2 separate regions of the Homo sapiens genome follow, and region 1 is linked to region 2. Evidence: read pairs that join two places in POLR2A ChIA-PET (ENCODE). Cell type or tissue: MCF 10A. All regions are shown on one strand. Each heading gives the region's core, and the rest is flanking DNA. Links, peaks and the distances in the headings are about the cores only. Region 1 has its middle 200 kb from the start of MAD2L1-DT. Region 2 has its middle 14 kb from the start of PRDM5.

The links. Peaks named below come from ENCODE experiments on the same cell type or tissue, not always from the same donor. Only the 100,000 strongest peaks of a DNase experiment are listed, where the experiment ranks them.
Region 1: POLR2A ChIA-PET joins it to region 2 with 5 read pairs; 2 of 35 experiments call an interaction of 5 or more read pairs at or near these places.

The regions. Positions count from the first base shown.
Region 1 is chr4:120,261,516-120,272,200 of GRCh38, forward strand. No RefSeq gene overlaps it. Among named protein-coding and RNA genes, the nearest start is that of MAD2L1-DT, 200 kb to the left of the region's middle. In MCF 10A, for the core only: no CTCF peak of the experiment used is centred there; a DNase peak (open chromatin) is centred at 5,296.
Region 2 is chr4:120,931,657-120,942,341 of GRCh38, forward strand. No RefSeq gene overlaps it. Among named protein-coding and RNA genes, the nearest start is that of PRDM5, 14 kb to the left of the region's middle. In MCF 10A, for the core only: no CTCF peak of the experiment used is centred there; no DNase peak of the experiment used is centred there.

The DNA.
Region 1 (10,685 bases), core at 945-8,944, 670 kb before region 2:
TACCACGCCCGGTCTCTGGCCATAATCTTCGCAGTTATATTTTACAACTGATTTGGAAGTGGTAAAGTCTGCTTGCAAACTTTTGTAACATGGTCGGAAGGCGGATGTGGAAAAGCCATTCCTTTTGTTGAGAGCTTTGTATTTGAATAATTCTATCTAGAAGTTGGCTGAAGAGAGAGATAAGACTAAAGGGCATGGGCAAATAACAGAAGATTATTTAAATGCCTTCTCAGAGTTTGGGTTCATTGATGTAGAAGGCATCTTTTGTTGAGATCAGTTATGGCTTTGGGTGGGCGAGTAGTTTGTGCAGGGCACCTAGACAACAAGGGATCTGAGCTTCCTGCAAGAAATATAAGAGAGGGAGGAAGTGCTGCTATACAGACATAGCGTGGGAAGAGTAAAAAAAAAAAAAGAAAAAAAGAAAAGGCCGGGCGCCGTGGCTTACGCCTGTAATCCCAGCGCTTTGGGAGGCCGAGGCGGGTAGATCACGAGGTCAGGAGATCGAGACGACGGTGAAACCCCGTCTCTACTAAAAATACAAAAAAATTAGCCGGGCGCCGTGGCGGGCGCCTGTAGTCCCAGCTACTCGGGAGGCTGAGGCAGGAGAATGGCGTGAACCCGGGAGGCGGAGCTTGCAGTGAGCCCAGATCGTGCCACTGCACTCCAGCCTGGGCGCAGAGCGAGACTCCGTCTCAAAAAAATAAAACCAAAAAATAAAAAAAAGAGAAAAATCTATTTTTCCTGCCATGATGGAATTTTGAAAAACAGAAATGTCTAAAGCAGAAGTTTGAAGGTTTTGTTAGTGAGGCATGCAATGTGAAAAAAGTGTGCATGTTCATGCTTGTGTAAGTATTTTAAAGAAACGAATTGTATTTGTCATTTAATTTGCTTCTAAAGCAGACATAGCATGTACCAGAGGCTGGGAAGGGTAGTGGGGGTGAGGAGGAAGGGTAGTGGGGGTGGGGAGGAATTATGGTTACTGGATTTTAAAAAATGGTTAGAAATAATAAGACCTAGTATTTGATAGCACAGTAGGGGAACTATAGTCATTAATAATTAAGTTGTACATTTAGAAATAACTAAAAGAGTACACTAGGATTGTTTGTAATACAAAGGACAAATTTGTATTACAAATTTGTAATGGATGCTTCATTTACCATTATATGATTACTATGCATTGCTTGCATGCCTGTGTCAAAGTATCTCATGTACCTCATAAATATATACACCTACCATGTGCCTGCAAAAGTTAAAAATAAAAAAACAGATATAACATGTATGGATACAGGGACAGAATGATTCAGGGGCTGTAATAGTGTTCCATTGTGTACATATCCTACATTTTCTTTGTCCACTCATCTGTTGGTGTCACTTAGGTGATTCCATACATTAGTGATTATGAATAATACTTGCCCTTTTCTTTCATTTATTTTTATATTTTTCTTTCTTTTCCTTTCCTTTTTTATTCCTAGAAGTATTTTAATTTTAAAATATAAATTATGATTGTGTTAATTACCTTCATTTTGATGCCTTTTTTGATTAATATTTTTGGGGATTGAAGAAATGAGTATTTTTTAATGTATCTAACATCAAGGCTCTTATTTGTTTCTCCATTATTAGTGACAAAATAGTGACCAAAATCAACCTTGATCAGTGAAACAATTGTGTAGCCCCCAATCCTTCCCTATCCTACACAACATGAAAGCTACATCTTTGTGAGAGCTCTCTAAGTTGGATGGAAGAAGCTTCTGATAAAATTGATCAGCATGGAATTTTGTAAAATTTAACTATTTTTTGGCCTGGAAATTAAACTGATGTATTACCAGAAAAGTTGATTTTTGTTAAGCAGTGTTTTATGCTATCCTATTTAAAATTATTCAGGGAGTCCATTCTGACAAAGCAGGCATCTGAAAAATTTTTCTGGAAATTGAAAATGCTTAAGAAATAACTGTTATAGAAACTAAAACTAAAAATAATTTTGGATTATTAAATTGAAGATAACATCTATCAAGTACTTCATTATCTTTCTCTGACACCAGATATATATTTTTCTTTATTGCTGGAATAGAGCTTTGGCTGTCCTTTGTGGCCTTCTCAATCAAATCCATCCTATTTTGTTGGGCAGTATTTGTGTCATGCATTTACATTTTAAAAGTTGTAGTCTAGGCAGTGTGACTTTCAAACAATTGACAAACCTATTCCCATGTCAAACCCTCTGCTTAATCAGCAGTCACTTTATTCCCACTCTTTTCAAAGGCACTGGAACTGCCTGAAAAGCTAAGGGACAATTCAAGAGAGTGTGCTGGGCTGGTCCCCTCCAGTGTCTGTCTATTCAAATTCACCCTTGTAATCTAGTGAAGAAGGGGTGTGCTTCAACCGCACCGTCACAGCAATAAGGAGCAGACGTCATAAAATAAAAGAAGAAACGTTTCCTTCCAGAAGGAGGAGTTGATTTTCCTTATTCTGTGTATGTGAGTGTGTGGCAGTTGCAAGGTTGAGAATAAAGACTAAAGTTAGAGAAAGGCAACATTTTACATTAGCAGCACATGGTCTTACAAGACCTTCTTGTTTGGCAAACATACCCTGAATGGTTTTATTGAGCATTATGTTGCCCTACCCATCAATTGTTTGACTCTGATGAACATTTTCTACCATGTCGATTTAAATATGCATTGAATATCATTCAGAGTCCTGTCCCTGATGCTTAGGTGCTTAGGCATAAAACTATGAAAATATTATTGATAAAAGATGAGTTTTTATTTGTCTGTTAGTTTTACCAGGGAGCATTGGATACTAGTAAGCTTAAGTCCCTTGGACCTCTGAAAAAATACTTTAGTTTTTACTGTGTTTGGGAATTCAGATTTGATCATAAGTAAATATAACAGGGAACTGAAATACAAATATTTTTAACTATAAATAAAACGTTCGATATGATAAATTTATTTGACTATGTCAATTTCTTAAAAAAATTTTGAATGGATAGGAAGTGTAATGTGGAACTGAAACTTGAGAAAGATGCATGCTTTCATGACAAGTAATTTTGTGACCATTTAAATTTCCAATTTAACGGTGTTTTAAGTAGACTTAATTATAAGATGGCTATGTTAGAAATGTGAATATTGATATATCAGAGAAGTTAATGTTTATGTTAGAGAATACAAAGCGAAGGATGACAGTACTTCTCTTGATGTATTCCCAACCACTAACTCTGAGAGCCAGATTTAACTGTCACTTCAACGTTGTCCACCTTGGGAAAAGCATAATTTTAGAGTTAGACAAACACATTTGAGCTTTATTTGGGTCAGTAGCTGTGTGACCAGGAGAAATTATTTTACAACCTTGGAGCTTCAATTTTCATTATTAATACATACTATCTCCACCCCCACCCAGGCTGTCTTGACTTCTACATGGTAGCTATGAGTAGTTTTCCCTTAAATCGTTGTCTAAATATATTAAACACTTGAGAATAAGAATAAAGTCATTCATATTTCAAAGGTATTTCATTATGATTGGGTAGGTATATTTTGTCATATTTGATGTACTTATCCTTTCTTAAAAATGCCACAATGAGAATTTCACTATTTCCCCTGGAGTAACAGATTTAGGGGTTCTCATTGTTTCTTGATTAATTTTTGCAAATAGTTTTGCCTGCTACCTTGGAATTTAGGTTGAATTTAAAACCCACTGTTGTTTGGCTTGTGGAGTTTTGGGTTCATTTGTTCTGTATATCGGATGTGGACTCTTTGGGGTAACTTGGCTTCATTTCTGCTCTCTTTTTATTAACATCTGGGGGTTTTCAAAATAGCTGGAGTTCAAATTAAGTTTGGTGTTAGGAAACAGGGAACCCCAGAAGAGACTAAGGGAAAGAGGTACTGGGTACTGCCTCTAGATGAGATGTATACATGAAACAGATTTCAATGAAATGCATGAAATCACTGCAAATTTTTTAAAATTAAGAATTCATTGCCTACCATGTGTTAGGCACTAGCTCAGATTCTCAGGGCATGGACAGTTTGGGGAAGCTGACATTACCGAAAAGGATGTTGCTACTTTAATAACATTTGGAACTTACATTAATGTGTTTCTAAACATTCCTTTTAATAATCCTTCCACCAGGGTTCTCAACTCCTGGGCAGCAGACTGGTACCTGTGGCCTATTAGGAACTGGGCTGCATAGCAGGAGGTTAGTGGCAGGCAAGCAGCATTACCACCTGAGCTCTGTCTCCTGTCAGATCAGTGGGGCCATAAATTCTCATAGGAGCAAGCACCCTATTGTGAACTGTGCATGCGAGGGATCCAGGATGCAAGTTCTTTATGAGAGTCTAATGCCTGATGATTTGAGGTGGAAGAGTTTAATCCAGAAACCACCCCCAGCCCCCTACCCACCATCCTTGGAAAAATAGTCTTCCAGGAAATCATTTCTTGGTGCCAAAAAGGTTGGGAACCACTGCCTTAGATACATGTCCTTCTGACTCATTCCTTTTGGCACAACTATTTTTGATCCCAGAGACTCCTTATCCCCAAATTCAAGTCATGGTGTTTTCACTTTTTTATGTCTGTAATTACCCAGTAAGCGTCATTGTTGACATCCTCATATCGGGGGCCTCCAGGCAATCCCTGAGCCTTAGAGCTAACCATCCTGTCTCTCCCTCTTGTTTCCCTTGCTCCAGGATTGCTCCCTTTCACTCCATCTTTGAGCCTTAATGAGGGCACAGTTTAGGGGAACTAGGAGATTGGATTGCCATCTATGTTGGTTTAAGGACTAGGGATGCCATTTACATTTATCACTCTAATAGTACAAAGCAATATTTTTATGGTGTGGATATGTTTCACTCAAATTAAATCTAAATAGTGTAACCAGCATACCTATATTGTTAAAATAGGCTGTAGGAAGTCCACCAAAATGTTCTACTTTAGATTTTCCCAACACAAAGATGAATATGTATGCATTAGTGGATGTTAGATTTTTTGTGTGTGAGATTTTGCTTTTTTTTTTTTAAGATATTTTTCCTCTTCTTCAGGCTGATAGTATTTTACCAAAAATTTAAATAGTCAAATATTAAAAGTGATATTCTAGATCATCTTTCTCCAAGTGATGTAGTTTGCTTTTCAACTTTTCCTTATGTGGTGTAAGGTTATAAAAATGCCTTCCAGTTGATTTCTTAGGTAGCAGCAGAATCTGTTTTCTCAAACAGTAGCGTGGGGATTCTTGATATACCGCCTTCTAGAGGTACTGAAAGCAACTGGATCAATGTGCTGAAATCTGGATTTATTCACAAGCTCGTTAGAGGCTGAGTCACAGCCATACATGTCAGTTCAAGTCATTGTTTCTTTTGTCTAAATCGTTGTTGAGCCACATCCATCTGTATGTGTAACACTAATTTGGTAACAACTTCTTTATACTAAGCCAGAATTCATTTTACCTGCTGGTTTTATTTTAAATGTAGGAGCTGTATTAAATAACATTCAAATAAGTAATCGAAATTTAACTCAAAGAATATGGAATGAAAAGTCAAACAGGCATATTGAGAACAAATTAGAATCTGGCACCTGACAATGATTAACAGGTTGAACAGATTAGACTAGACCTAAATCTCTGTAAATAAAATGAAAGACAGAAAACCTTTTTATTAAACAATTTAATAGGCCTATGAGATTTGAAAAAAAGTTGATTTCTTTACCCATCCTCAGTCAATGTTGAGATAGGCTGGAAGATTTTGAACAGGGCATAGAAAAAAGGAAACAAATTTAGTCAACTATCCCCAGATTTCATCTGATTAAAACCAGACATCTGCATATTTGAAAGCACCAAATTATTAATGAATATCCACTCAATATTGATATTTGATATCATATATATTACTAATAACTAAAACATGATATTAATAGGTTTCATTTATGAAATCTTTGTGAAAGTGTGTCTATCATTATAGTTAAAAATCAAGAAGTTAGTTAAATCTACTGTCTAAATAATTTTGATCAAAATATTTGACATTTTATCCAGTGCCAGCATTCATGTAGTATGGCAAATTACCCATTTCTTTATTTTATTTTACCATATGATAAAATAAGCCTGAATTTGTGGAGGCATTTTTCAAGAAACCGTCTCTTCCAAGAAAGAATTTGGATATCAAAAAGTAGAGATATTAGTGTCATTATATACACAGTTTGCTGAACTCTACAGTTATTTGTAAAATTTGTTTGGATACACCAATTTTAGATTACTTACAACATAAAAGGTCTATTTTTTATGTCATATTGAATATACAATGGTCCAAAATAGATTCAGACAGACAACAACTTTGGCTGCCATTTTAGAAACCAAATGTTTTAGCATAATACACTGTTCTGTGTATATACAGATGGAAACTCAAACTTTGAAAAGAGAACTTTCTTCAAATACTGGTGCTTTCTTAGATGAGCCAGCTTCTGAAAGAAAACAGCTCTCTAATCTTTTATCACCTTGTCTCTTAAATACATCAAGGACATCTATTCAGAATTAGTTGCCGAGGTGGGTGCAAAGAAAGCCTATTAATATGTGTAGACTGCCCATTCCCAGAATAAACCACATTTCCTCAATATATTACTTTCATGGCATTTTACAATATTTTCAAGTTTAGTTGGACATAATTCCAGAGATATGACAAGTCAATAGGTGGAAAAAAAACTAAATAAAATAAACTTGACCTTCAAAACATGCAATTCTTCTTCTGAACAAATCTCTCTTATTGGTGATCTGTCTCAAATTATATGTATATAAAAATATTCTGGGTGAGTAACATGACCAAAACATAGTGTCTGGTTGAGATAAAAGTCTTCTTTGAATATTGTTTGTAACTTGAAGACTTTGCTCACTCATTGGATAGATTCCATTAAACACAGCAGGGAGCAATATATAGTGTGGATTATATGACTTTGCCTAATGGACATGCAAATACATATTTTTCACATACAATATACAAACATTTCAGCAGGACAATTGGGTAATGGAGCCAAAAAATCAGAAAACTGGCAAATGTACAATGGATTACTATGGCTTTATTCCACACTTCAAATATAATTAACATTTAATTCATCTGATGCCTTTTTCTAATTGGAGACACATTGGTAGATGGGGCATTTGAGTTCACAAACACGTTCAATTACTTACACGTTAACCACATTTCACAAACTTCCAACTTGTGAAGTATTTTCTAAAGAAAACTTTATATAGTAGAACTTGCAGATCTGACCAAATGAAATTTTTATCTTTTTTTTTGCCGTTGCTTCTCAAATTATGCTCACCTGAAGTCAGATTTCATATTTGTTTCATCCTTATTTGGCAATTGAAATGTAATTTCAATTGTCAGAAATGTAGAAACTAAAAATTTAATTTATTTTGCCAAAGTGTTCTGGGTTAACATAAAACTTTCAATAATGTTCCCTCAATGTTAAAACTAATTACCTTCTATTTGATTATATCAAATAAACTACAGTAAATAATAAAAAAGTCATGATTTCCATAGCTTTACAGTTTACAAAGGGCATTTATTCATTCACTTAACCAATAAATGTGTGTTGATCAACTACAATGTGCCATACATTTTTCTAGGCTCAGGAAATAAAATGGAGAAGAGAAAATATTAGTCTCTGCTCTCATGAAACTTTCAGTCTGGGCTCATAAAATCCTCTCACATTCCTGTGAAATGAATACCTCTAAAGTCTCCTACTAATCTCCCACCCCAAAGTAACTACTATCTGAACTTTGTGTTATAATTTATATCATCCAATTGTATTTCTAAACAATATACTTTTCAGCATTACCTGTCTTTGCCTTTATGTAAATGAAATCCTACTACAAGTTTTCATTGGTGGCTTGGTATTTTTTTTCATTCATAATTATTTTTAAATATTTTTCCATATTGCTTTAAATAGCCATACTTGTCTATTTTCACTGCTGCATAATATGAATATACATCAACTTATAAATCAGTTCTGTTGCTAGTGGCTATTTGTGAATTCCAAGTGCTCCATGTCTTTACCAACTCTTAAAAGTATTAGACATAACTCTTTGACAAAATGGTGAATTAGAAAGATAGATCATTTATAGTTTTAACTAGCATTTCCATAGTTATGAATGAAGTTAACATCTTAACAAACTTATTGGTCGTTTGTGTTTTAAGACTTGTAATTTGTCCTATTTTTAATGTTTTTATTTTTCATTTTGATTCATACACATTCTGTAATATACATTTTCTAAATACATATCTTTTATAAGTAATATGTGTTTTCTAAATATTTTCTCTCAGCTATCACTTGACTTTCCACCATCTTTATTGAAACATATTTCTATAAGTTTTTGATAATCAAAAGTATTTAAAGTTAATCTAGTCAAATTTACAGATATTTTTATGTATGATTTTTATATTGTGCCATGTTTAAGAAATTTTCTTTACCCCATAGTTAAAACAATCTTCTCCTATATTCTGTTTTAAAAGTTTTAAATCCTTAGTCTATCTGAAAAGAGCTTTGTGTGAGTTGCTTTGTAGGTATCCAATCTCCCAGTGCAGAACCCATTGTCCAAGTATGAATTTATTGAATAATTCTGCTTTGCCAGTCCCATTGTATGCCTAATTTCTCATTTTACCCTGTTGGATAGGATAACATATTCAAAGTTTAATAAAAGGGTTGATAGCAGCATCATTAACATGTTCATGATATCAAAAAGGAGCTTTCAATAATTCATCATGTACATTTGCTGTAGCTTATTTTAGACACATCATATATTCAGAAAGTTCCCTTTTATTTTCAGTTTGGCAAAAGTTTTTTTTAACCAACCTCTTTTTCTATGTTTATTTTATATATATTCGTAGATTTTACAATGTTCAACTTATTCTGTAGTCCTGAGATAAAGTGATTCATGGTTTTATTCATTTTATATATATAGCAAAATTCAGTTTATTAGTAATTGGTTTAGAATTGTTATATCTGTGTTCATAAATGAGATTGTCCTAAAGTTCTTGTTTTGTCCTCAGAAATTGAGTTGTGCAGTGTTTTCACTTCTTCTATTCTTTGGAAGTGGTTATATATGATCAATACTATGCTTTTTATTTTTAAATTTTGAATGTCTTGAGGACTTACCACTTAAGTTTTCTGAGACTGACCTTTGTTGCATATGTGGTAATTTCTTCTGATATGTCTTCCAGTTTGCCAATTCTTGTTGTGGATACATGTTCAAATGTGGCTAACAAGTTTTTAATTTTAGTCATGGTATTATTAATTCCAACATTTAGTTATTTTTTAAATCTTTTTTGCACTTTCTTCTCCTCAGCAGATACTTCCATTTGCTATTTATTTTTTTGAACCTGGTAAGCATAGTTTTTTATTTTAATTTTTTATTATAGATTCAGGGTACCTGTGCAGGTTTGTTACATGGGTACATTGCATAAAAGCATAGTTGTTTTTAATATTTTTGTCTGATAAGTCTAATATTTGATGTCTTTGCAGATTTGTTTCTGTTATTTTTCTCTTCTGGCGTCTTTCACATTGTCTTACTTCTTTGTGAGCATGTTATCTTCTGCTGCTTGCTAGTCATTGCCTAGAGAAAATTATTTTCAAGGTTCATCAAGGTCTAAGATAGATGTGACTTCCTTCAAAGAGAGTTAGCTTTTGTTTATTCCAGTTTCTTGGGGAAGTTAAGTTTTGGGGCAATCACTTGTACAACTTTAGGTAATGTGGTCCATTCAGCATTAACATAATTAATGGATAAATTCATGTAAGACTAATGTGTGGCAACAAGTTTGCAGAAAACTTTTTCCCTTTCTTTTAAATTTTTTGTCTTTATCACTTCTACTCACCTCAAGACTTCTTTGTATGACATTCCTCAGTGTTGGCAGGAAAAGGAAAAAGTTTGGATCATGTATAACCTTTTGAGTAGGAGGTTAATTATAAGAAAGTTTTTATAGTATTTCCCCAGCATGGTGCTAAACATCTAAAAGTACTTAACAAATATTAGAAAACATCATTATGCTGGTAATCCTAAATAAACATTTTTTTTGTAAGCATTCAGGTTCACTACTAGTTCTACAAAGAGAACACGTTTTGTTTAGAACACTTTCCGATGGATAATTTATTATGAACTGTGAATAAGTTTGCAGTATGTATAAGGCAAGAAATTAGTTGTTTGGAATCAATGGTGCATAAGATCAAGCCTTTAAGAAACTTTCTATTATATTTAGCTGGGGAGCAAAGATATGTTGAAATAGCTGACGGAGCTCATGCGTTGCAAGTTTCTGCCTTCTACCCTCACCCCACATTGCTGTGCCTGGCTCCCAGACACCAAGATTATTTTAATCATTAAGGAAGAAATATTCAGAAAGTGAACCACATAGGCTCTTTATATACACAAATATAAAGCAAAGTCCTTCTCTGACATCAGGGATGTGGTTCAGCAGAGGTAAAATGGCTTCAGGGTAAGAATGTATAAAGTTGGCAGCGTGAGAAAGTCTAGCTCTGCAGGCTGGGTTGCCTTGGAAGTGATGAGCTAACATGAACAGCAAGAGAAAGATCAGGAAGGGATGGTTTGATCTTTGTATCTTTTATATCTGTTCTCATTTTTAATTTAATTCAATCCATGGATAACAAAATTACGTGAATTTATTTTGTTTATAAGTGTTTTTAAACGTTATAGAAGCAGTGCTTTGGGA
Region 2 (10,685 bases), core at 1,411-9,410:
ACTCTTATTAGTTTAAGTGATCATTTTCTATAAACTCTCTGAAATTATGTAGACAAAGTAATAATAATGATATAATACTAATTACTTAGCATAACAGTAAAAACCATCTTTTTTTTTTAATTATACTTTAAGTTTTAGGGTACATGTGTACATTGTGCAGGTTAGTTACATATGTATACATGTGCCATGCTGGTGCGCTGCACTCACTAACTCGTCATCTTTTTCCTTAGAAAATGATGTTTCAAATAAACATTACAGTTGAGTGCTGATGGATTGGTGACCTCTCAATAAAACGGGGCACTCACACCACAAAGACCAATTATCCCCTACTGAATTAGGATCACATAAGACCTTCTCTCTGCCAACTGTTTATTTCTTCTTTTGCTTGGCAGCTTGAAGTTTCAGGTAGTATTTTATCATCAGAAAGGTAAGTTTCTAACTCCATCCTGTTACACTGAGTGGGAAATCATGGTAAATTAACCTTGTTTGAAGATCATTAATTTTAGAATTCCTCCCTGTAGTTTCCAATTGTAACTGGACACCATATTAATATGTCTTTACATATGAATCAATAATTTTTTAACTTGATTTCTTCCAGAAGTTCAAAACAGTATTTATTGACATTGGTTTTCTGTGTTTTTAAAAGGTTTTTTTTTAAAAAAATTGGGCAACAGTAGAGTAATGTCACTTATTTCTACACAGCAGCAAAATTTTCTATTGCTGAAACAGGTCTGTAGATTTTAAGTTCTTATATCCAACCCTAACTTATGAAATAAAGTATTTAAATTGTATATGTGGCTGAAATAAGAAGCAATATATAATTTTGAAAGTGACTGGTACTGTATGCCCTGAAGGTAATTTAAATCCTTTATTATAAGAAACTTGTCAACATATGGAAAACCAAATTGGAAGACTTCTGGCTGTGTGACAGGGGTATTCCCTGAAGAAAAGATACAAATTAATAATAATAATCAAATACATAAAAAATAACAGATTCTGTTACATGATTGAGTCAAATGTTTTCTCCCTGAGTTAGAATCTAGTCAGCCTTTGCACTGCTGTTCTCTGTGTAAGGAGTTCAGTTATTATATATCTGTCTTTATTAAAGACACTATGCAACTGTAATGAAAAAAATGGCATTGGGCTGATCTCTCAAATCATGAGTTCTGAACTTTTCTGCAAAATTTTACCATAATGAACCTTAGACCAGAAGGAAACAAAAAGACTTTTTTAAAAAAAATTGCATAGGCCATACCAGAGTCTGTGCTAAATTATATAGGCTACCCACAAAAATGGCTTCTTGAAACTTCTTCTTCCAAATACAACTACTAAAATAGACTCTACTGCTCCTAAGGGGAATTCCCATGTATTAAGAGTGCTTCCCAGTCTCAGTTGGAGTGATGAGGAGCCATGGAAACAGCAGACATTTTGGAATCAGGGAGTATGAGGTTTAAATCACAGATCTGAGATGTATTAACATGAGACCGTGGGAAAGGCTAATAGCCACTCTGAGATGCTATTTCCCTACCTAGGCAATGAGGATGATAATGCCTGCTTTGCAGAGCCCCAGACACAAAACCTGTTCAAAATAAATGGGTGCTATTGTTATTATTACCATGGATTAGAACTATGTTTCATAGCTGTACTTCAATGTTCTTCACCAAGCCATCTGAGTTTTGCTTTAATTATACAGAAGTGAATCTATTACTTAGTATTGTGGCACAAGGCAGCCTCCAGTCATCCCTCCAGGGCAAGAATGATGTCTTTAATATCTACGTGAAGCTCACTATGGGCCAATGATGCTTTCAGAGAGATAGCCAGTTTCCCAAAAATTGTTAGTAAGAGCTTGTAGGAAACGTTGTTTTTTTTTTTCTTTTCTGGGCTTATAGATCACTTGTATCTCCAAAAGATGTGAAAAATAAGTTTAATAGTAGTTAAATTGTGTTAAACATATTTTGTCATTTTAAAGTTCTTGATTATACTCCAAATTTACTTAAAACTGTGTAAGAAGTTCTTCATTTTTTAATTCAAATTATGTGGTATCTGGCCAGACATGGTGGCTCATGCCTGTAATCCCAGCTCTTTGGGAGGCCAAGGTGGAAGGATCACTTGAGGAAAGGAGTCTGAGACCAGTCTGGGCAATACAGTGAGATCCTGTCTCTACAGTTTTCTTTTTTTAAAAAACAGCCAGGTATGATAGTGCACTGTAGTCCCAGCTAGTGGGGAAGCTAAGGCAAGGAGCTCACTTGAGCCCAGAAGTTCAAGGCTGTAGTGAGCCATAATCACACCACTGCACTCTAGCCTGGGCAATAGAGCAAGAACCTATCTCAAAATAAATAAAATAAAACATGGTATCTGTACAAAAATAAACATTTAAGACAATAATGTATTCCTGAAAAGTTCATATAGAATTCCTAATTGTGCACCAAGCACAAAGAATAAGCAACACTAGTTATCAGATTTCGTAAATACAAGGGTGCATGAAAATATTCCTATAATTGAAACTACTTCAGGGTAGGGAAGAAAGACAGGGGAGCCTGTTTAATGTGTTACAAAGAATGTCTCATGCAGTCCATATTACTGCTCAATTGGAGGTAAATTTGGGTGTCAGGGTGGGGAGAAATTACTTCTAACAAGGAGGCTTTAGCAGCACTTCTGTCACTATAGCATTTGTCCTACTAATAGGAGGAGAACACAGATATTGAGCAGTCAGACTGGAGACAGAGCACTGTAATCCTGCGTAGCAATACAGACATCTTGCAGACCTCACAGCAAAGAAGCAAGGCCTTCTAAGCATCAATTGGTAAAACTCAGCATTAACATATTGCATTTGAGCAAGTGCATAAGCAAAGACGAATTCTTTAGCAAGTTTCCAGAAGGTAGAAGTTGACATGACATCTTAACCTGAAATGAGAATTTTAAGGGTGTGTTAAACAGGGAGGCTGAGGCGGGCAGATCACTTGAGATCAGGAGTTCGAGACCAACCTGGCCAACATAGTGAAACCCTGTCTCTACAAAAAATTAGCCAGGTGTCGTGGCAGGCACCTGTAATCCCAGCATCCTAGGAGGCTAAGGCAGGAGAATCGCTTGAACTCGGGAGTCGGAGTTTGCAGTGAGCCAAGATCATGCCACTGCACACCAGCCTGGGTGACAGAGCGAGACTTTATCTTGGAAAAAAAGAAAAACAGGACTTAAACATGATAGACACAGAAAAGGATCCAAAGGGCCAGAATTGCTTAAGGTTTGTACTTAAGGTTAGGAAATGGGGAAACATGGGACAAGACACATATGTCCATGTAGTAAATTCTAAATAGAGATTTATAAATCATTATGAGGAATCAAGTGCAAATTGCTCTCACTGAGAGCATGGGTAATATCATCTCAAACAAATCATTCATTAGGTGTTTAAAAAGTTCCTCCAAAACTAATTCAATGTCAATAGAATTGAATGACCTCTGTGTTTTGCCACTAAAATTATGTTGCTCAGAGTGGGCAACTCACAATAGACAGCATCCCTTGTAGGACTCTGTATACGTGAGTTTGAATTTTGTCTGGGCATGCTATGTTATCTAATACTTAGAAAAGATCATTAAAAACACCAAAAAATGAAATCTTTAAAATCTTTGTAATAATTTTTACACAATGAGAATGTAGAGATGAAACAATGTGAGTTAATCTTAAAATTATTTAGTTAATTTGTTTTGGACTCCTGGGTCCAATATTTGACACACATCCCTCCCTTCTTTCCCCCCTATTTCCTTTCCCTTTTCCTGCCAATCTCCTGAAGCTCCACTGTTATTATATGCTGTAAAAAATATTTTACTCGTGCAGTTGCAATGCTTCTCAACTTTCAAGCTCAGTAGGGGGAAATGTGAACATGTTCAATTCTCCAGTTTTACATTTTTTTCATGGGAAATGAAAGTCGAAATCTGAAAAGTAGCAACTTGCAGTAAAACATTATTTTTCTTCTTTTCTCAATATGTCTCAGTGACATCAAGTTCAAATACTTTATTACAGATAATTCCAACCAATTTCAATGTCCAATCTCTCAATAAAATATGAATTGGGGAAAGTCAATATCTTTGCAAATGTGATTTTAAATTTTGCCCTCAGATAGTCTGGCTCCATTTCCACTATCTTCAGTGGGATTTACAAAAAATAAAAATAAATCTGAGAAGAGAATTTGACCCATGAAATGTAAAATGATTGTAGAGCAGGAAGGGTAGGTAAAATATTTCTTATGTTCATGACTATATGGTAGCTGTGAACTTTTAAAAGGGAAGACATTACAAAACTTAGAATTAGTAAAATTCAATTAAAAATAAGTTGTTAATTTATCTAACTTTGGAGACTTATCGCTTATTTTAAAGAATATACCTAATAAAGAATGCTTTATTTATTCAAAAATATTTATTCATACCAACATCATTTTTTTCCAAAGGATAAATATTTTCTAGCCCAATACTATTTCATATGACATTTAGTTCTAATGTAAAATGGGAAAATGCTCCAAGTACTACCTAAGGTATAGTATAAAAGAAGCATTTGATCCATGGAATATATTTAGCTGCAAGCAAAAGATCCTAGCACTGTTTCTAAGAAAAATAGAGATAAATGGTAAGATAATTAAAGAGGAAAAACTAACTTTAATTTTTTTACTAAATTCATGAGTCAAAAGTTTATTTTAGACCTTTAGAGACATAACCACAATATGTTTAATTATTCTGATTTTCCTACTCTAGAAACAGTTCTGCCAGCATCTGTGCTTGAAATATGGACTCCCTGTTTACCAATTGCCTTTGATTTAGATTCATTCCATTCTTGTTTTGCCTCTGTCCATATGGCTAGCACTAATTATAGTTTAGACCCTAAAGCCCCACATCTATTACAATATTTATATTTCCCTACTCTAGCATCTTTTTGCTTGAATGCACTGTCAGCATCACTGATAGATTAATAGTTCTAAAATATTCTCTTGACAATCCTTTTTTCTAGCAGCTTGAGTAAGTCCACATACCTACTGGTTATTCCCAAATCCTTATTCTGAAGTCAAAAAGCTGTTCATGGTCCAGTTCCATCCTACTCCTCTGACCCTAACTCCTATCATTCTTTTAGAATCCCTCATTCAATCAAACTCATTTGTTCTCTCTTCCCTCATCATACCTGGCTCAATGTCATACTTACATTTTACCCATTGCGTGAAATGTCTTCTCTATTGTTTTCTTCTTATTTAACTGATACCATCCTCCATAGTATGATCTATGCTTCATCTTTTCCATGAAACTATTTCTGGCTACCATCATTGGAAGTGATCTTTTATATATCCATAGTTTCTGTTGTCTGTTCATTCTTTTGGCACCTAACCATCACTATCTTCTTATACTTTGTTACATATTGAAAGAGGAACAGAGCACATAGCTTACAAGAAAATGATAAGCAGATTTGTGTGAGTTATCTGATTAGCCATACTGAAACAGTAAAGCAATGAAGCAAAATCTTAAAACTGATAGCCAATAAAGGAAAAGAAAACTGAACCTAGAATTTTATATCCAACCAAACTATCATGCACACCCAAAATCCTATAATGACATTTTCAAATGTACATGGATTCACAATATTTATTACTCAAAAACTCTCTGAAAGAAACCAAAAGATGAAAACGAGCAAGAAGAAAAATAAAACTAGGTTGAAGCAATGATATAATGAACAAAGATAACCAAAAAAAAGTAAATTTACATAATTGTGGGTTGCAAAACTTCAAATATTTTCAAATATCTTTTAATATGTCACTCTTGACCTTTAATTCTAGACATTATTGACATGGAAAGTACAAGGTATAAGTCTGTTTGGAAGATGTAAAGGGAAGCAGAGGCATAAAAGTCATGTTGATATTCGGGAGCTTCATTCGATCTGCTGACTTTAGAACTTGCCAGAGAAAAAGTTTAGGCGCATATGTTAAAATTTTTAGGATACAATGAAGAAATAGAAAAGGGAAAAAAAATAGGTAGGGAAAGAGAATAATGAAGATAAAATACTAAATAAAAGAAAAAGTCAAAACATAGAAATAATCACAATCCATGCAGCTGGTTTTTAAATAATCTATATGAAATAGAAGCAACCTAGATGTTCGTCAAAGGATGAATGGTAAACTCAAATGTAGTATATACATACCTTAAAGGAAATCCTGTCACATGGTAAAACATGGATGAACCTTGAGGACATTATGCTAAGTGAAATAAGCCAGTCACAAAAAGACAAATACTGTATGATTCTACTTACATGAGGTATGTAAAGTAGTCAAATTCCTAGAAAAAATGTACAATTGTGGTTATCTGCAGCTGAAGGGAGGGGAAAATGTGGAGTTATTTTTTAATGGGTATAGAGTTTAATCTTGCAAGATGAAAAGGTTCTGGAGGTCTGTTGCACAACAATATAAATATACTCAGCACTACTTAACTGCACACTTAAAAATGGCTAAGATGGTAAGTTTTATGTTATATATTATTTACTATAATTATAAACTTTTGAATTATTTAAAACAATCTATATAAGACAGAGTCACTGACTGAGTTTTAAAAATGAAGGCCAAAGCATAGCCTTGTAAAGCACAAGTATTGAAACAGAGTTTGTGTTGCAAGGGCCTAAGAGCTAAACTGGCAAGACTGTATATTAATCTTAAAACAAAAAACAATAACCTGAAATTATATCACACAGACTGAACATATTGAACAGAGCAATAAAACTGAAAATCAATAGTAATCAAATATTTAGAGCTTATCAAAAAAAGAGAAAACAATACAAAACAAAACCTGCAGGGTAGATGCAAAGTGATAATTAGTGTGAATAGTATACAGCCTTGACTATTAATTTTAAAGAGGGATTGAAATAAATGAACTATATCTTATAATCAGGAGGCAAGAAAGGGAAAAACAAAAATTAACTCAAAGTATAAGGAAGAACACAATAATAATAAAAGTATAAAGTAAGAAAACAGAAAACAAAAAAAATGAATACAATTGATTATAATAATAGATGGTACCTGAAAAAAATCTAATAAAATAGACAAATTTAGGGCAATTACATGTAATTAAAATGTGAACATAAAACTATTAGTAATAAGGTAAGTAAAGGGGGGACATTACTAATTCAAAAAGGTTTGCAAAGTTACGAGATTTTAGTTGGTACTATCAGTAATTTTCTACCAATGAATTTGGACATGTCATCTACATAATTGGATAACTTCTCCAGGATGATATAAATTATCGAAACTGGTCCAGGAAGTAGTAGAAAACCACCCAATAGAACAACAATAAAGTTCAATAGGTCATTAAAAACGTATCTATACAGAAGTTGTTAGACTCAAGACAGATTTAAGATAAGGGAGCAGGTAATCCCCCTTTTATGTAAACACATAAGAATTTAGAAAAATAGTAAATCTAATCATCTATTCTCACAGCCTTCGGTATCTTGATAACACAAATGGACAATAACAATAAAAGAAAAAAATATAATTCAATTTCACTTTTGAACATGAATACAACAGTATCCTAAATAATACATTAATATGTTAGCAAATGGAATCCAACAAGTTATTAAAAGAAAATGTGTGGCCAGGTGTGGTGGCTCACGCCTGTAATCCCAGCATCTGGGAGGCTGAGGCAAGCCGGTTGCCTGAGCGCAGAAGTTGGAGACCAGCCTGGGCAACTTTGTGAGACCCCCTTCTCTACAAAAATGCAAAAATTAGTCGGGCATGGTGTCATGTGCCTGTAGTCCCAGCGACTCGAAAAGCTGAGGTGGGAGAATTACTTGAGCCCAGGAGGCAGAGGTTGCAGTGATCACACCACTGTGCTCCAGCCTGGGTGACAGAGCTAGACACTCCCCCCTGCCCCAAAAAAAGAAAAAAATGTATAATAATATGACATATTTAAAATAGGCTACAAGGGTAATTCAGTATTAGAAAACCTATCATTTTAATTCCCTGCATTAACAACTTTTTATCTAAATAGATGCTCCCAATTTTCCAAATAAAAGTCAATAACCATTAATCTTTATATATATAGTAGCCCCTCCTCATCTGTGGGTTCACTTTCTGCAGTTTTTGTTACATGCAGTCAACCAAGGTCCAAAGATATTAAATTAAAAATTCCAGAAGTAAACAATTTATAACTGTCCAAGTGCATGCCTTTCTGTTAATGTGGTGAAATCAGATGCCATCCTGCTCTGCCCAGCCAGATGTGAATCATTCCTTTGTCCAGCAGAGCCACACTGTATATTGTGCCCACCCATCAGTCACTTAGTAGTCATCTTGGTTATCAGATCCAGTGGCAAGTGCTTGTGTTCAAACACCCTTATTTTCCTTAGTAATGGCCCCAAAGTGCAAGAGCAGTGATGCCAGCTTATTGTTATAATTGTTTTATTTTATTCTTAGTTGTTGTTAGTGTCTTACTGTGCCTAATTTATAAATTAAACTGTATCATAGATATGTATGTGTGTGTGTATATGTGTGTGTGCCCATGTGTAAGTGTGTATACACAAATTAGAACTCAAAGGAAATATTCTTAATCTGAAAATGAGTATAAGCAGGAAATGTGAAGCAGAGATCATACCTGAGGGTCACACGTTAGCATAATTATTAAGAGCTCAATTTCAAAGCCTAACTGCCTGAAATCGGAATCTGGCAACTCCACCTCTTAGCTGTTGGATTTGTGTCTCTGGCATCAGGGAGTGAGGAAGTGGATATGCTCTGCTTCCTTTGCCTCCCGTATCTTTCTTTATTTGAAATTCTCTCTCTAACTCTTAATACTAGCTCATATTAGCCTCTTTCCAGGTGGCAAGTGCAGCAAAGAGGCATAAGAGATTCTCCTCATGTAACTGTGCTCTGACTGATGTAATTTGAGGTTGGTTTTCAGAAGGACTGATTCAGCTTTACCTGGGCTGCCTCTGTTACAAATGAACCCCTCTCACCCCAAGAGTGTTAGCCTTACTCCATGTAGCACTCATATGGGGTTCACCTGCCAAAAGGATTTCCAGGTTGGGTGTACCATCCCTTGGCTGAGGGGCCACCTGGGCAGTCTCATGGCCTTGGTCTCCCTCTGCTGTTCTCCGTGCTCTGCCCACAGGGAACCACTAGAGTTCTCTTCCAGATATTCAAAGGCTCACAGGAAAATACGGTGTTGGTGTGGCCCTTCCATATTGAACCTTTGGAGCAATACATACTGCACTTTTCTCCCTTCATGACCAGCAAGGAAGAAGCTATCTCTTCTTCAGTCTTCAGACCAAAAACAAACAAAAAAACACCCTTAAATATAAATTTCACTGGACATATCTCTTTCACTGCCCCCAGTGTTTAAGATTGAGAACAAAATGCTGTACTTCTAAACATATAGAACACTTTCCAGCAGGCATGATCTCCTCCAAATTCTCTCTCATATATCTCATTGGTAAAGGCTGTCAGAGCAGGTTAGCCCCACTGGTAGCTGAGGTCAGACCAGGAATCTAATGGCAAGGGGCAGGCCCTCTTTAAACTCCACCTTAGAAAAATCAGTAACTTTGTTCTCAACAGAGATCTGTTTCCACCTTTACCCTTGCAGTATTTGGCAACCTCAAGGGACAGGAAAAGATTTCAATCAGTAGTTCACACTATAATAAAACTTTGCAGTTGATAAAAATGAAAATTTTAAAATTACTAGGAGAAAATGTAGAAGACTATGTTCATAACTATGGAGCGGAGAGAACTTTCCTGAGGAATAAAATTTTTTTTAATGTAAAAACTTGATACAGGGCACTGCCTTATGATCCAGCACTTTGGGAGGCCGAGGCAGGCAGATCACTGGAGGTCAGGAGTTCAAGATCAGCCTGGCCAACATTGCGAAACCCCATCTCTACAAAAAATACAAAAATTAGCCAGGTGTGGTTGTGTGCCCCTGTAATCCCAGCTACTTGGAAGCCTGAGGCAGGAGAATCGCTTGAACCTGGAAGGGAGAGGTTGCCGTGAGTTGAAATCACGCCATTGCACTCCAGCCTGGGTGACAAGAGCAAAAGTCAACCTCAAAACAAACAAACAAACAAACAAACAAACAACAAAAAAAAAACTTGGTATGGGAAAGCACAACAAAATATAAAATTCTGAATGGTTCAAGAGATCATTAAAATGATGAAGGACAAGCTACGGACTAAGAACAATTTTTGTAATATATGTAACAGACAACATATCCATAAGAAAAGACAAATACCTGAAAGACAAATGGACAAAAATGAAAAAGTAATAAATAAAAGTAAAAATATAAATGACCATTGAAAAGATTATTAACTTCTGTAGTAATCAGGGAAAGACAAATGGAAGTAACAGTGAGAAAACTTTTTTGATCCTATCAGGCAAAAAAAAAAAAAATGTAAAGGCTGAACAAAGCCACAAATGTTGGTGAGATGTGGCAAAATGGACACTATTACATGCCGTTCATACAAGTAAAAAATGGGAGGCCCACTTTGGGGAGAAATTGAGCAGCATCTTTTAAAACTTAAAAATGTACATACACTTTGACCCAGCAGTTCTACATGGAATCTTCTACTCTTACAGAAAAACTAACACATACTCAAGGAGAATTCTTGAGTCACAATATTCATGTAATTGAAATCACTACTTCCTCCCATATAGGAATAGAAAAACAAAACATGATAAAATCACA